2 separate regions of the Mus musculus genome follow, and region 2 is linked to region 1. The links are chromatin contacts, found by Hi-C or POLR2A ChIA-PET in ENCODE. All regions are on one chromosome and are shown on one strand. Each heading gives the region's core, a stretch centred on a gene start or an enhancer-like site at or near the end of the contact. The rest is flanking DNA. Distances are from core to core; before and after follow the strand shown. Region 1 holds the start of Maml3 (mastermind like transcriptional coactivator 3). Region 2 holds the start of Mgst2 (microsomal glutathione S-transferase 2).

What was found. A loop is a pair of places that touch in the nucleus more often than their neighbours do. ChIA-PET counts read pairs that join two places held with the same protein, here RNA polymerase II (POLR2A).
Region 2: a loop to region 1 is called in a map of v-Abl transformed pro-B cells, with 2.2 times the contacts of the local background. The contact joins the promoter of Mgst2 here to the promoter of Maml3 in region 1. A Hi-C loop is called at or near these places in 2 of 37 maps with a recorded cell type or tissue (both v-Abl transformed pro-B cells). POLR2A ChIA-PET finds 5 or more read pairs at or near these places in 1 of 5 experiments (Patski).

Annotation. Positions count from the first base shown.
Region 1 is chr3:52,101,502-52,107,790 of GRCm38, forward strand. It overlaps Maml3 (mastermind like transcriptional coactivator 3), which reads right to left and starts at 3,505. Exons shown (of 5, transcript NM_001004176.2): 1 at 2,178-3,505. The coding sequence starts at 2,642.
Region 2 is chr3:51,656,496-51,662,773 of GRCm38, forward strand. Mgst2 (microsomal glutathione S-transferase 2) reads left to right here and starts at 4,684. Exons shown (of 5, transcript NM_174995.3): 1 at 4,684-4,811. The coding sequence starts at 4,754.

The sequences.
Region 1 (6,289 bases), core at 2,255-4,754:
GAGCCCAGAGAAAAAACTTTTTGGCTCCTGACTCTACTCCTTTTGCCTTCGAACCAGGTCTCTAAAAAAAGATAGTGGCTTTTGTTCCACAGTCGTTCAGTACCCCGCCCCCAGCATCCATCCCCAAAGGTCGTAAACTGTATCAGAAGACGGGAATTTTGGATCTCACGCAAAAAGTCCATTTTGATGCAATTGGGAACAGAAGGTGTGTGAACATTAAAGGGGGTTGAGGGGCGGGCAAGAATGGAATCCTTGATGCCTGGCTTATTCTACTACAGCCTCAGGTTCGCTATCTCCCATGACTGAGAGTGAGGGCAGGGAGGGGGACTAGGGGACTGCGAGAGACACAGATGACACCTAGGTCCCCCAGCTACAGTCAAGACCCCGATCTCGTCCCAGCTCAGGGTACAATCAGGAAAAAGCCAGTGTGTGCGTGGTTTAGAGCTTCCTGTTTTTTAAGACAGAAGCTCCCTAGAAGACTCTGGGACCCGGGTTCTTCCTCCCACCGCGCTGGTGGCCTGGGGCGGCGGAGGGGGCAGGGCCGGAGGCACTGGGCGGTCCCGGGGACTGCGCAGGGCCGCCAGGCGGACAAAGCGCCTCCCGCTCCCTCCCCCACGGCCGCGTTCCAAAAGGGAGGGGAAGGAGGGCCCGGGGGGGGGGGGTGGGGGGTGGAGAGGGAAGCACGCGAGGGAGAGAGGGGAGGAGGAGGGCGCTGCCGGCGGGACTGGGCGGGAGCGCACTGAAGAGGGAGGGCAGGGAGGAGGGGCCAAGGAGAGCAGAGAGGAGGGAAGGATTCTTGAAGCCCAAGATAAACAAATTGTTCCTCTTCACGTGCGGGGTGGGGGGCGGGAGCGAGCCAGCTCTGAGGCCTTCCCCTCCCCCACACCGGCTCTTTGTCACCGCCCGCCCTCCCGAGCGCCCGGCGACACTGGCACCACCCCTGGCGCTCCGAGATCCGGAACGTGCGCGTCGCAACAGAAAGCACTCGGGAGAGGGCGGCCGGCACCGGGTTCCGTGCAGCCGGTGAAGGCACGGTGGGGAGAGCGAGCGCGCTCCGTGGAGAAAGCTATTACCGGGGCCCCGAACCTAGCGACACGGTGGGGGAGGGAGTGCACACACCTTTCCCAAGCTTCCGGCCTCCCCCCTCCTCCTCTCCCAGAGAAGAAAGCTAGAGAACCCTAGAGAGGAGATAAGAGAAAGGATTCCACCCTCGGGGTTAGGGGTGGGATCGGCCCCTTCCTCCTCCTAGCACTTAAGCCATTGGCTGCGCATCCTCCCGCGAACCCACCCACCCGGCCATTTAAGCCTTTCTCCTCCCTGCTTTCCTCCACTCCTCCGGGCTCGTTACCCGTCGCCGGAAAGTTGGTGAAGTGCGAGGTGGGGGCAAGTTGGAGAAGAGGATAGGGAGCAAGCCTAAGCCTTAAGGCAGGGTCAGAGCACAGCTCTGGCTCCCCTGCGCCCCCGCCTCCTTCTCGACCCCCTCGCAGCTGCCCCACCTGCCCTGCCACAGCCGCGGGTCTAGAGCGACGAGCGCAGCGCTCGCGCGCCCGGCATCCGCGCGCGCCCCCACGAGTACGCGCGCGCAGCCACCCTCACTCGCTTCTCACCCACTTCAAAGTTCATTCACAAAACTCTCAGACTTTCCCAAGCCCAAAGGAGAGGAAGTCAGGGACTCTTCCTTCCCCTCCTAAGGGTTCAGGGCCTGGCGCCCACTCAGAATGTGCGACAGCATCAATTTCTCCCTGCACCCGGCGGATGTGATGAGAGGGGTGGGCGAAAGGGGACCTATCTGGGGAGGCGCGGTGGTACAGAGAAAGGTGAAGGCGGGGCGCGGAGAGGAGCAGCGTGGTTTCTACTCCTGGGTTCACTCTGGTTCGCATCGATTTCTAAGACAAGGAGGGGGAAACTTTTCCTGCACCTCACTCTGGCACTAAAGCTCCCTCCTCCCCTTGGAGTCGTGACTGGCTTCTCTCCCTCTCATCCCTTCCTCCCCAAATCTGACAACCCTGACAGATTAACAGGTAGCGGCGGCGGCGAAAGCGTTTACCCTGAGAAAAGTTGACGTTAACCCTTCGTCTCCATCCCACCTCATCCCTCGGTGCAAATCAGACCCTCACAGCCCCCAAGCCAGGAACTCCACGCCCCCGACCCCAACGCGCACCCCAGTGAGCCCTCACCATGATCAGCGTATGGTTCCTCTGCTCGGCTGAGGCAGCCTCCGCATCTTGCTGGGTTTTACTCGGGTGCTGCTGCTTGCCGCTGCCGGCGCCCGATTTCTTGGCTCTCTGCTCCAGGGTCCTCTGATAGAGGCTCACGGTGTCCCGGCGCTCCAGCTCCAGCTGCTCCACCTGAGCCTGCTGATACCTGTTCTCGCAGTTGACGTGGTGCCGCCGGCAGCCCTCGATGCGCTGGCGGAGCCGCTCGACTACCGTGCTGTGCTTGGGGACGGCCGCCGAGCTGCCGCCGGGGCCCCCGGAGCCGCCGCAGCCGCCGGCAGCGGGGTGATTGCCACTCGGAGCAACCGGAGTGCTATTGGGAGTATTCACGCCGATCCCGGCCCCGCCGAGGCTGCTGCTCAGGCTGCTGTTGATGCAGATACTACTACCATTCGCGGCGGCAGCGGGGGCTGCGAAATCCCCCATCCTGCTCCCGGGGCACACTATTTTGGAAGAACTTTTTTTTTTAATCCACCCCCTATCAGCCTTCTCCTTGGGTCCAAGGATTAAAATAGTTTAAGTGGAACGCGGGGGAGACGCAAGCACATGGATGAAAAAACAGCGATCCCCACGGGGTGAAAAAAGGGGGAAGAGATTTTGGGGTGTTTTTTTTCCTTAAAAAAACTGTAAAGATCGAGGGGAGAAAAAAAGGGGGTGTTATCAGAATACCATCAGACACCTATCAACAAATAGAATCCCAACAAACTGAGCCGGCAGCAGATCGGCTTGCAACTCAAGGGGAGATCCGCTCCTCGCCTGCCTCCTTTTAATAATCCATTATTTTCTAATAAATTCCAGGAGGTTTCCGGTGGTTGGCAAGCATTTTCTCCCTACGTACCGAAAAACACACCCCATGTACACACACGAGCGTGTGCCTCCAGTGCGGACACGCGCGACACACACTCACTCCACGCCGCATCGGAAAACGGCGAGCTTGCTTATTGCATTTTCCTTCCACAAAAAAGTTTTGGTGTTTATGCCGCCCCGTGTTCTCAAAGTACTTTGGCTGCTCAGTTGCATTTCACAGGAGCCTAGACATCGAGTCCTCGGGCTGGGCAAGTAAACACATGGACAGTCCGAGGCGACTGCAAAAGTAGATCGCTGGAGTCCTTTGCGAAACGCCGCGCGGAGAGCAGCCACTAATGCTCGGCCAGGCTGCCGCTGCCGCCGCCGCCTCCGCCACCATCACAATGATCAACTGCTCGCCGCCGCCGCCGCCTCCTCCTCCTCCTCGCGCTCCTCCACCTCCTCCTCCTCCTCCATGCCAGCGGAGTGATATCAGGACGCGCGAGCTCAGTAAACACGGCAGCGGCGGCGGCTGGAGGCCGTGAGACAAGCCCGGGGACCCGGTGCAAAACCCGGCCCGGACTCTCCCCTGGCGGGAGCGGGCGCGGCGCGCACCGACCTGACTCCCGCCTCCCTTGCCCCCCCACCCCCTCCCCTTCCCCAATCCAGCTGCTCCCCAGGCTGGGAAGCCCCGACCTGCCAGGAAGAGGGGGGAAAACAAAGATTGGGGGGAATCTTAGGAGTGGATCACCTTTTGACCCGTGTGTGTGTGTGTGTGTGTGTGTGTGTGTGTGTGTGTGTGTGTGTGTGTGTGTGTGTGTAAGTGAGCGCGCGGCGCGCGTGTATGTGTGTGTGCGCGCGCGCGAGTGCGCGGGGACGCGCCAGGCTGGCTGTGTTTCCTTCTGCCCAGCGAGGTATCCAGCGAGCCCAAGTTGTTGTTATACATTTATGCATTATATTGCAGAAATGTGCATGACCAGGCAGAAACAGTGCAGCTTCCCAGCAGCTGTCATCCCCACCCATGTGAAATGAAATAGGCAAACGAGTGGCTTGTTTTCAAGGCCCAGAGAAGACCCTGCTAGTGAACTCTTGCTCAAACTCTAGGACCCTCTTTAACTCAAATAATTTTTTTTCCTTACGTTTATTTGTTTATTGGGAAGAAGTGCCTAGTGCCACACCCCACGCACGCTTAGAAGTCAGAAGACAGCTTTGTGGAGTCCTCTAAGGTGGGTACTTGAGTTTGAACCAAGGTTGTCAAGATCTGGGGCAGTCAGTCACCTTTACCTCCTGGAAATTTCATCAAAGTACCCATTCCTCAATGAACAGAACTAAGCAGTCAAAACAAAACAAAACCTTGGGATATTATTTATTTCTCTGTACATAACGACTGTGGTTATTATGACGATTATTGTTTTATTTATCCTTGAAAAAAAATAAAACCAAGCAAGCAGGGACTTGGAGGTGAGACTAACAGTACATTTAAACAGACTGTTTTGAACACTAGGTGCTAATGACGGCAGCAATTAAGGGTCCTGCCTAAATCAAGTGGAAAGATTGCAGATTTCATGCTTTAGAACTATAGAAAGAAAGAAAGAAAAAAAAAACACAGCATTTCACAGTTTGTTGTGACCAAAACAAAAACAAGCCAAAAAGTGTGTGGGGGGCAGGCTTAGCTTACCACTAGATATATTTTTTTATTTCAATGGATTCACATTCACAATAGCACGATTGAAATGGAGTAGCTGCAGAGAAGTAATCTCAGGTTTTGTTAATTATTATCACACATTATCTACCCAGACACTGAGTAGAACATCTGACAAGAAAGTTCAAACACCCTTGGCTCAGTCTTACACCATTGCCCAGAGACGTCTGCAAAAATGAAAAGGCAGAAATTGCTAGCACTTCTGGGGTCCCTGGGCTACAGACCTCGATGGTGGGGTGTTCATGAAACGGCTTTTTGAATGGATTTGGGGGGGGGAGGGGGTAAAAACACAGCCCTGTTTTCTAAAGTACCCAGGAATAAAAGAAGGCTGGGCCTTGTTTTTTGTATGACAAAACTTTTCCCGGGGAGGTGCGATACACACACCTACTCATTCCAGACAGAGAACCCACCACAGACCAGAGAACAGATGCCATCAAAGGTCCAACTTAAAGAACCAATGAGTTTCATTGGTGTTACTTACAGGAATATGGGTGAGGGGTTCCTTACTGGAGCAGAAATTACTCAAAGACAGCTGCCTCACCACAGCCCACCACAGCCTGGGGACAGCTCACAAGAGCTGGAAACCCGGAGCACACTGCACAGCCTACAGGCAACTCAACAGGCTGGACTGGGTCCTTTCCTGGAGGTGCCTCAGTTGACCTAAACCTCTTCCAGGTAGCTTGGCTGGTTTCTGCAGCTTCTGAGTAGCTGATCTGATCCCAGTCTTCTTTGCAGCTTGGCTTGTCTGAGTGTTTTTGTTTTTGTGAGTTGGGTTTTTTTTTTTTTTTTTTTTTTAACAGTTTCTTTCCCAAGTCTGAGAGCAACTCTTAGCTTCTATCATTTACTCTGGCTGAGAGGAGCCTAGTGAATCTGGTCAGTTTCAGGGACTTCCTGAAGCTGTTTTGAGTAATTTACCTTCCTGCTTAAGGAGCACTTATGCATTAGTCATGAAGAAGCCTCTTCATTTCTTGGCTTTACTGTTTAGTAGCGATGCTGTTTCTAACCTCATAGTATCAGATATCTGTAGCTATAGTTCTCTTCATTTAATTGGGTCTATATGGTGAGCTGTATCTTTAATACCCACTGAATTATTTGGCTTTGAAAAGGGGGAACAAATTATTTATCTTGGTGAAAGGCTATAAGAGGGAAAACCTAATAGGAGAGGGTCTCTTGTTAAAGTTGCCTTCCTTTTTTGAAATCCATCTAATCGATGTACAAACTCCCGAATCATTAGTGCTCCTCAGTGACAGCCAGAAAACTAATCTGAGGGGCAGAAGAGCTGGCTCAAAACACCAGCAGAGTACCTTGGTTCCCAGGATCCGCATGGTAGTTTACAACAGCCTAGAATCCCAGCTCCCGAGGATCTGGCAGCCTCCTCTGGCCTCACAGTCGCCAGGCACACATGCAGCGCACATACATGCAGGCGAAATAGCAAGAAATAAATCCTTTTAAAAAGAAAACTAAACCAAGAAAGTTACATACAGAAGTAACCATTTGATTGATATGTGTGTGTGTGTATGTATGTATGTATGTTTAAAAAGAGATGAGCAAGTCGCCTTTCTGACAGTCTCACAAGGAAGTCTAT
Region 2 (6,278 bases), core at 3,434-5,933, 440 kb before region 1:
AGCATCGTGTTTGCTCCCTCGTGTTATTTCATCTGCGTGTCTGAGGGGTCCTGGAAGGTCAGAACTATCACTTGTCTTTGAAGAGAACGCATGTGCAGGGAAGAGTAGCCTCTGGCTCCTACCCTGGGCTGTGAGCATAGGTCAGGTACCTTTCCTTACTTCGAAAGAGTCGCCTTCCGTTTCTTGCATTTTGTTCTTTTATCTTTGGGTTTGGGCATGGCACTCCAGTGCTGGATGTCGGGAAGTTTCTGCCAAGGCTTGTTCTAACATGACTAGAAGCCATCTGCCCTGTGCCTTGGGCACATGACTCCTCGAAATGGTAAAATGCTTTTGTCCTCTTCAGTTGGCTTTTCCTCACATAGGATTGATAGCGCAAAGCGCCTCCATTTCTGAAAGGCAAGAAAGACAGACCATGTTGTTTAGCTTTTTGTTACTGAAACAGAACACAGGAGAAAATCAGTTAAAAGGAAAAGAGGGGATTTTGGCTCATGGTCTGTTGCTTTGGGCCTGTGGTAGCACAGTGCCTCATAGCAGGAGGATGTTACATGGAAGGCCTGTTGGTCTCATTGTGGCTGGGAAACGGGGGAGGGGGGTGGGAGGGGAGGAGGCAAGGCCTCAATCTCTCTTGTAAGGATACTCTCACAGTGGCCTAACTTCTTCCCAATATGCTTCTCTCCCCCCACCCTCTAGACAGGGTTTCTCTGTGTAGCCCTGGTTATTCTAGAACTCACTCTGTAGACCAGGCTGGCCTCAAACTCAGAGATCTGCCTGCCTCTGCCTCCTGAGTGCTGGGCGTAAAGGCATGTGCCACAAACTCCAGATTAGACTCCACTCGTTAAAGATTTGCCCAGTACCTCCAATGTTTTAGGGGCCAAACCTTCAACACATTGGCCCTTGGAAAACACTTATACAAGCAATGGTATCTTCTACCCTATTGTGTCACATTGCATCCTATTGTATCACACTGTATCTTATTGTATCACATTGTATCCTGCTGCATCACATTGTACCCTAGTGTATCACAATGTGCCGTATTATATAACAATGCATCCTATTGTAACACAATCTATCCTATTGCATCACATTGTACCCTGTTGTTGCTGTTTCCCAGATCTTTGCAGTACATGAGAAATGGATACAATCCCTTGTTCACTAATATGAGTGTTTCCTTAAAACTTGCCTAGTCCCCTATGGGGTTTTTCAGCTGGCCAGAGCATCCTCAGGATCATGCAGTAAACTTGAGGCGTGTGGAGAGTATCCATGATCCACTTTTCCATCAAGACCATTTGGGTCATCAAGAGAACTGTTTCCTCAATTACTTCTGGGCAACTCCGGGAAGGAGATGTATTTTCTGTCTTGTTCTTCCTCCGCCACACAGCATGCTGGCAGCTGGGAGAGTTCTGCCACAGTGCCTTGCACCCTCCAGGATGATGGACAAGCTGTCATCATTTGGAAGCTGTTATTATTTTTGAAGGACAGGGAGGAGAGGGAGAGGGTGGGACAGAGAACAACTGGGGGTTGTGCAATAGAGAATGTTTGAGAGAAAACATTTATTTCATTGTAGATATCATTTCTTGACATCAGTTAGCAGAATTGTGCAGAAATAACCACATTTGTTTTGAGACTTCTTCTACTACACTGCCTAGGCAGAACCCCCTTTTATAGTGATGGGGGGCAATTCCAGGGCTCAGTCTGTGCTGAGCAGTGCTACTCTATGGAGCTCCATTCCCCGTGCTGAGTCTAGAGCCTTCAGAATAGTTATAGTTAATGTTTTCACCTTATAAAAACAATTCCTCCTCATAGTTCAGAAGCATTTTTCCATTACCAACCCCTGACCTGCCTCACTGAGAGTGGCTTTGGTAAGCAGTCAGTACCGAAATGTGCCGAGTTCTTACAGAGCCCTTAGCAGTGTCTCAGATGACACACTCTAAGTATACTTACCTACTCCTGTGAACATGTTGCTTAGATCTTAGATACGATCTAGTTATCTTAGATCCTTCTTCTTAGATAGCTACGAGGAGAAGTCCAGTGGTGGATTTCTCAGTGCCTCTCAGTGGTGTGTGGCTATCACAGGCCCTAGTTGCTGTTCTGTAGTGTGTGGCTGGCATGTCGAAGGCCCTGGATTTAATCCCTAGTGCTGAGGAAGGTAAAGAGAAAAGAGGGACATTATAAGAGTTGATGTGTCTTTCGGAGAAATGTCTTTTCTTCAGTGCAGGGGATGTTACAGCAAACCTCTGGGACTCAGTAGGGAAAGGTGCTTCTAGTTCAAGCCTGAAGACCCAAGCTCACTTCCCGTACTCTACGGTGGGAGGAGACAACCAGCTGTGATCTCCACATGTGGGGTGTGGCCCACACATACTGGTCCATACACATGCCTGTCCACACACATACCTCTACATACACATAGCTGTACACATTCATGCACACATACCTGCACACACACATACCTGTACATATACATGCCTGTACACAATATGTATACAGACATGTATATGTACAACTGAACACACACATACCTGTATACATACATACCTATACACACATACATGTACACATATGCATACCTGTACACACATACACCTGAACACACACATACCTGCACACACACCTGTACACACACATACCTGTAATATATAACCAAAACACACATATACCTATACACACACCTGTATACACATACATACTTATATACACACATACCTGCACACACACATACTTGTACATACATATACATGTATACACACCACACCCATACCTGTATATATTCACATACATGTACACACACATACCTGCACACACACATATATGCACATACATATACACATATGTATATACATACATGCCTGTACACACACTTGTCCACACATACCTGTACACACATATACCTGTACACACACATACCTGTACACACATATATGTGTACACATACCACACACATGCATGTGTGCAAATACACACACACACAAAGTAGACTAATCCAAGACTTCAAGGTCCGGATGAAAAGGACGAAAGGAACATTAGTTCTGTGTCCTTGTTCAGAATGGCAAAGCCTGCCTCATCCCGGAGCCAGTGCTCTGAAGGAGTCAAGGTGGTGGCTTCTGGGACCTGACTCCACTCTGGGCTATGGTTAGCAGTCCTAAAACAACCGTGTCTGAGGTAGTCTGTGTTCTCTTTGCTGACATTGTCTGACTTAGCTCTCTGCTGGCCTTGGCCATTACTCTCCCTGAAGACAGGCTTTTATCATGCCATGATTCTTAATAAACTGGCTTGGCATAAGTGACCAGCCGGTACAGACCTCCCTGGCCCAGCTTTGGTCTTTCTTATCCCTGGTCCTTCCACTCAGTGCCTCACTGTTATATCTGTTGGTTCAGATAATATACATACAACAATATATATTTAAAAAATAAAACAAAGCCTAGTTTTGTAGGCTTTTGTTGCTTCCACAGCAATATTCTCATGGTAGGATCACATACAAATTTTGTCTCTGCAGAAGGTCAGTAATGTCCCTGAGTGAAGCCCTGAGGAGACAACCAGCTGTGATCTTCTACCTTTCTAGAGGTAGTACCTATTTATGGCAGGATTAATCTGCCTCAAAAGAGATGCAAAAGGTTTCTGGTGAGTTGGGGACAGGGGCATGACAAGATTGACACTGGGGAGCCTTAGTACCCTGTTGGTACAAGGTCAAGGGCATCTTTAAGCCACCTGAGGAATCTAGCATGGACAGGCATGGCCTCCTGGGCAAACATGATCTTCTCCACCCAGACAGCTATGCATCATCACCAGGCTCGGGCCCAGCCCCCCAGGGCAGATGGTGTCTCTCAGACCCTTTGCATTGAACTTTGCTCCACCCTGTAGATGTGGTTAAACACCTCAGGACCCTAGAGCAGGAACTACAGATGCTCGAGGACCAGAGGCCCCACGTCCCCAGTGAAAGAGAGCGTCAAAAAATGACTAATAAGGCAGAGCAGGTGCGTAGGCTTCAGGCTTTTATTTATTTTTAATTTGTCTCTTAGGAGCTGGAGTTGAGGAATTGGGAGAGATCGGGGTGTGTGTGTGTATTTGGTAAAAAAAAAAAAAGACAGTAACTCAGTAGGCAGCTCAAGAGGGTCAATCTGGAGTCTTTGTGTGTGTGTGTGTGTGTGTGTGTGTGTGTGTGTGTGTACACAAGAACACTTAATCCTAGATCTTCAATTTACTAGGTGAATCAAGTCATCTTAGCATAGATATGAAATTAGCATAAGAACTTCACACTAGGAATTAGAGAGATCTCAGAAAGGTTTTGGGCAGAGTGAAGGGCCAAAGAGCTGGTGAAGAGGCAGAGAAAATAGAGTAGCCCAGGCTCTGAGGCTGGAAGGCTCACCGCAGGGCGAGCTGGTGTGTTTGTGTATCTGTATGTCTGTGTAGGGTGTGTGTCTGTGTAGGGTGTGAGTCTGTGTAGGAAGTGTGTGTAAGGTGTGTGTCTGTGTAGGGTGTGTGTCTGTGTAGGGTGTGTGTCTGGGGTGTGTTCAGAAAGAAACAGATATGGTTCTGTGCCAGCAGCCCAGCCTTGCCTGCTTCTGTGGTTTTCTCTTCCAGTGCAAAGGTTGTTACTCAACCTTGAATCCTGCTTTTTTTTTCTTTCCCAATCCTGTTGACTCAACTCTGTTGCCTTTATAAAGGAGAAGACCAGCCCCTCAGGGTCCTAAAGCACCTATGCTCTTCATCTGACTTCCTACAAACAGTTCTGTGAAAGAGATCAGAGAGTGAAAGAAAGATGGCCGGGGATTCAAGCCTGCTGGCTGCAGTCTCTCTTCTCTCTGCCTGTCAGCAAAGTAAGAACACTGGAGCTGTGTGTGTGCACGGGTGTATGTGTGTGCACACGTGTGTGTGTGTGTGTGTGTGTGTGTGAGAGAGAGAGAGAGAGAGAGAGAGAGAGAGAGAGAGAGAGAGAGAGATTGCTTCAGTGTTTAGGTTTCATGCCTGCATTTTGTTGGTAGTTCTGGGTGCCCAGCAGACAGTTGCTCAGAGTGGCTTGCCCACTCCTTCCCCGAGATGGGTAGAATTTGAGGATGTTCTCTCTGGGATGTTGTGGGCCTCTGAGCCCAGTGACTCTATCATTTATGGTGACAGTTCATATCTCAGTGCCGGGAGCCCCAGGAGTCTCAGGCAGGGCCGTGAGCACATAAAAATGGAGAGCACAGACAGCCGTTAGGCATGTTCACCAGGAAACTATTCCTGTCTCTAAAGTTGGTTGTAAACATTTAAAGCATTTTTGTTTCGTTTTGTTTTGTCTTTAAGAAAAATTGCCCATGGCAGATTTGATCACCAGGGTAAAGTTCTGCAGAAATATGCAGTTTAGATTACATAATGAATTCTAAATATTACAAGATATCTCCACTAGGATGACTTCACATCCACCTCGGCCTGGATAAATGGAGACTCTGTCTGCCCAGGAGCGAAGTTCCTCAACTCATGCTACCTTCCTTCCATGCTTAGTGAACAGTTGCTTACCAAGAATGCCTGTTTATTCTTTCTGGGGTGCATCTTCCAGATACCTGGGTTGAGAGCTGGGGATAGTGCAGGCTGCACACCGCCGGGAGGAAATGACTGCTCTGTTTAGTGGGAGAGCAGGGTCTCCGCACTCGCGCAGTGGCTAGCCTAGCCAGTCTGCTTTGTGGATAAGGGAAACTGTGCTTTTGTGGACTAGAGCAGGAATTTGCTACCAACCCCTGGAGAATTTGGGTCTAAGCAAACAGTGTACCTTGGTCTTGCAGTTACAAGGGGGGGCAACAGGGACAAGGGCTACATGTCCCTTCCCACAGAGACTCTATCCCCACAGAGAGCCTTTTGTGTGTTGACTCATGCTGAGGACACTGTGTGCTGGGACCAGGCATGAGGCAGTTCGATGGTGATGGAAGACGAGAACAGGAAGAGAAGAGACCAGAAAAATGATGTTTGTGGCAGAAAAAAAAAGTTTAATTGTTGGGGGTGGATCGCAGAGAGAGAGAGGGAGAGAGAGAGAGAGAGAGAGAGAGAGACACGGAGACAAAGAGACAGAGAGATACTGTTTAGCCAGCCACTTCAACAGAAGTTTGTTGTTCACAGAATTAGGACACCTAATTCATTCAGGCTTTTAAGACAGACCCACCAAGATCTGTGTAGTCCACCTTTCCGGAAGTGCACCCGGACCTGTGTGGTTCAGCCTTCCGGAAGCTGACTGCTCCAGGCCAGGATTTTCTGCTTTTCCATCTCCTCAGCACAGAAAGTTAAACAGGATCCTGAGTAGGAAGTACCTCCGT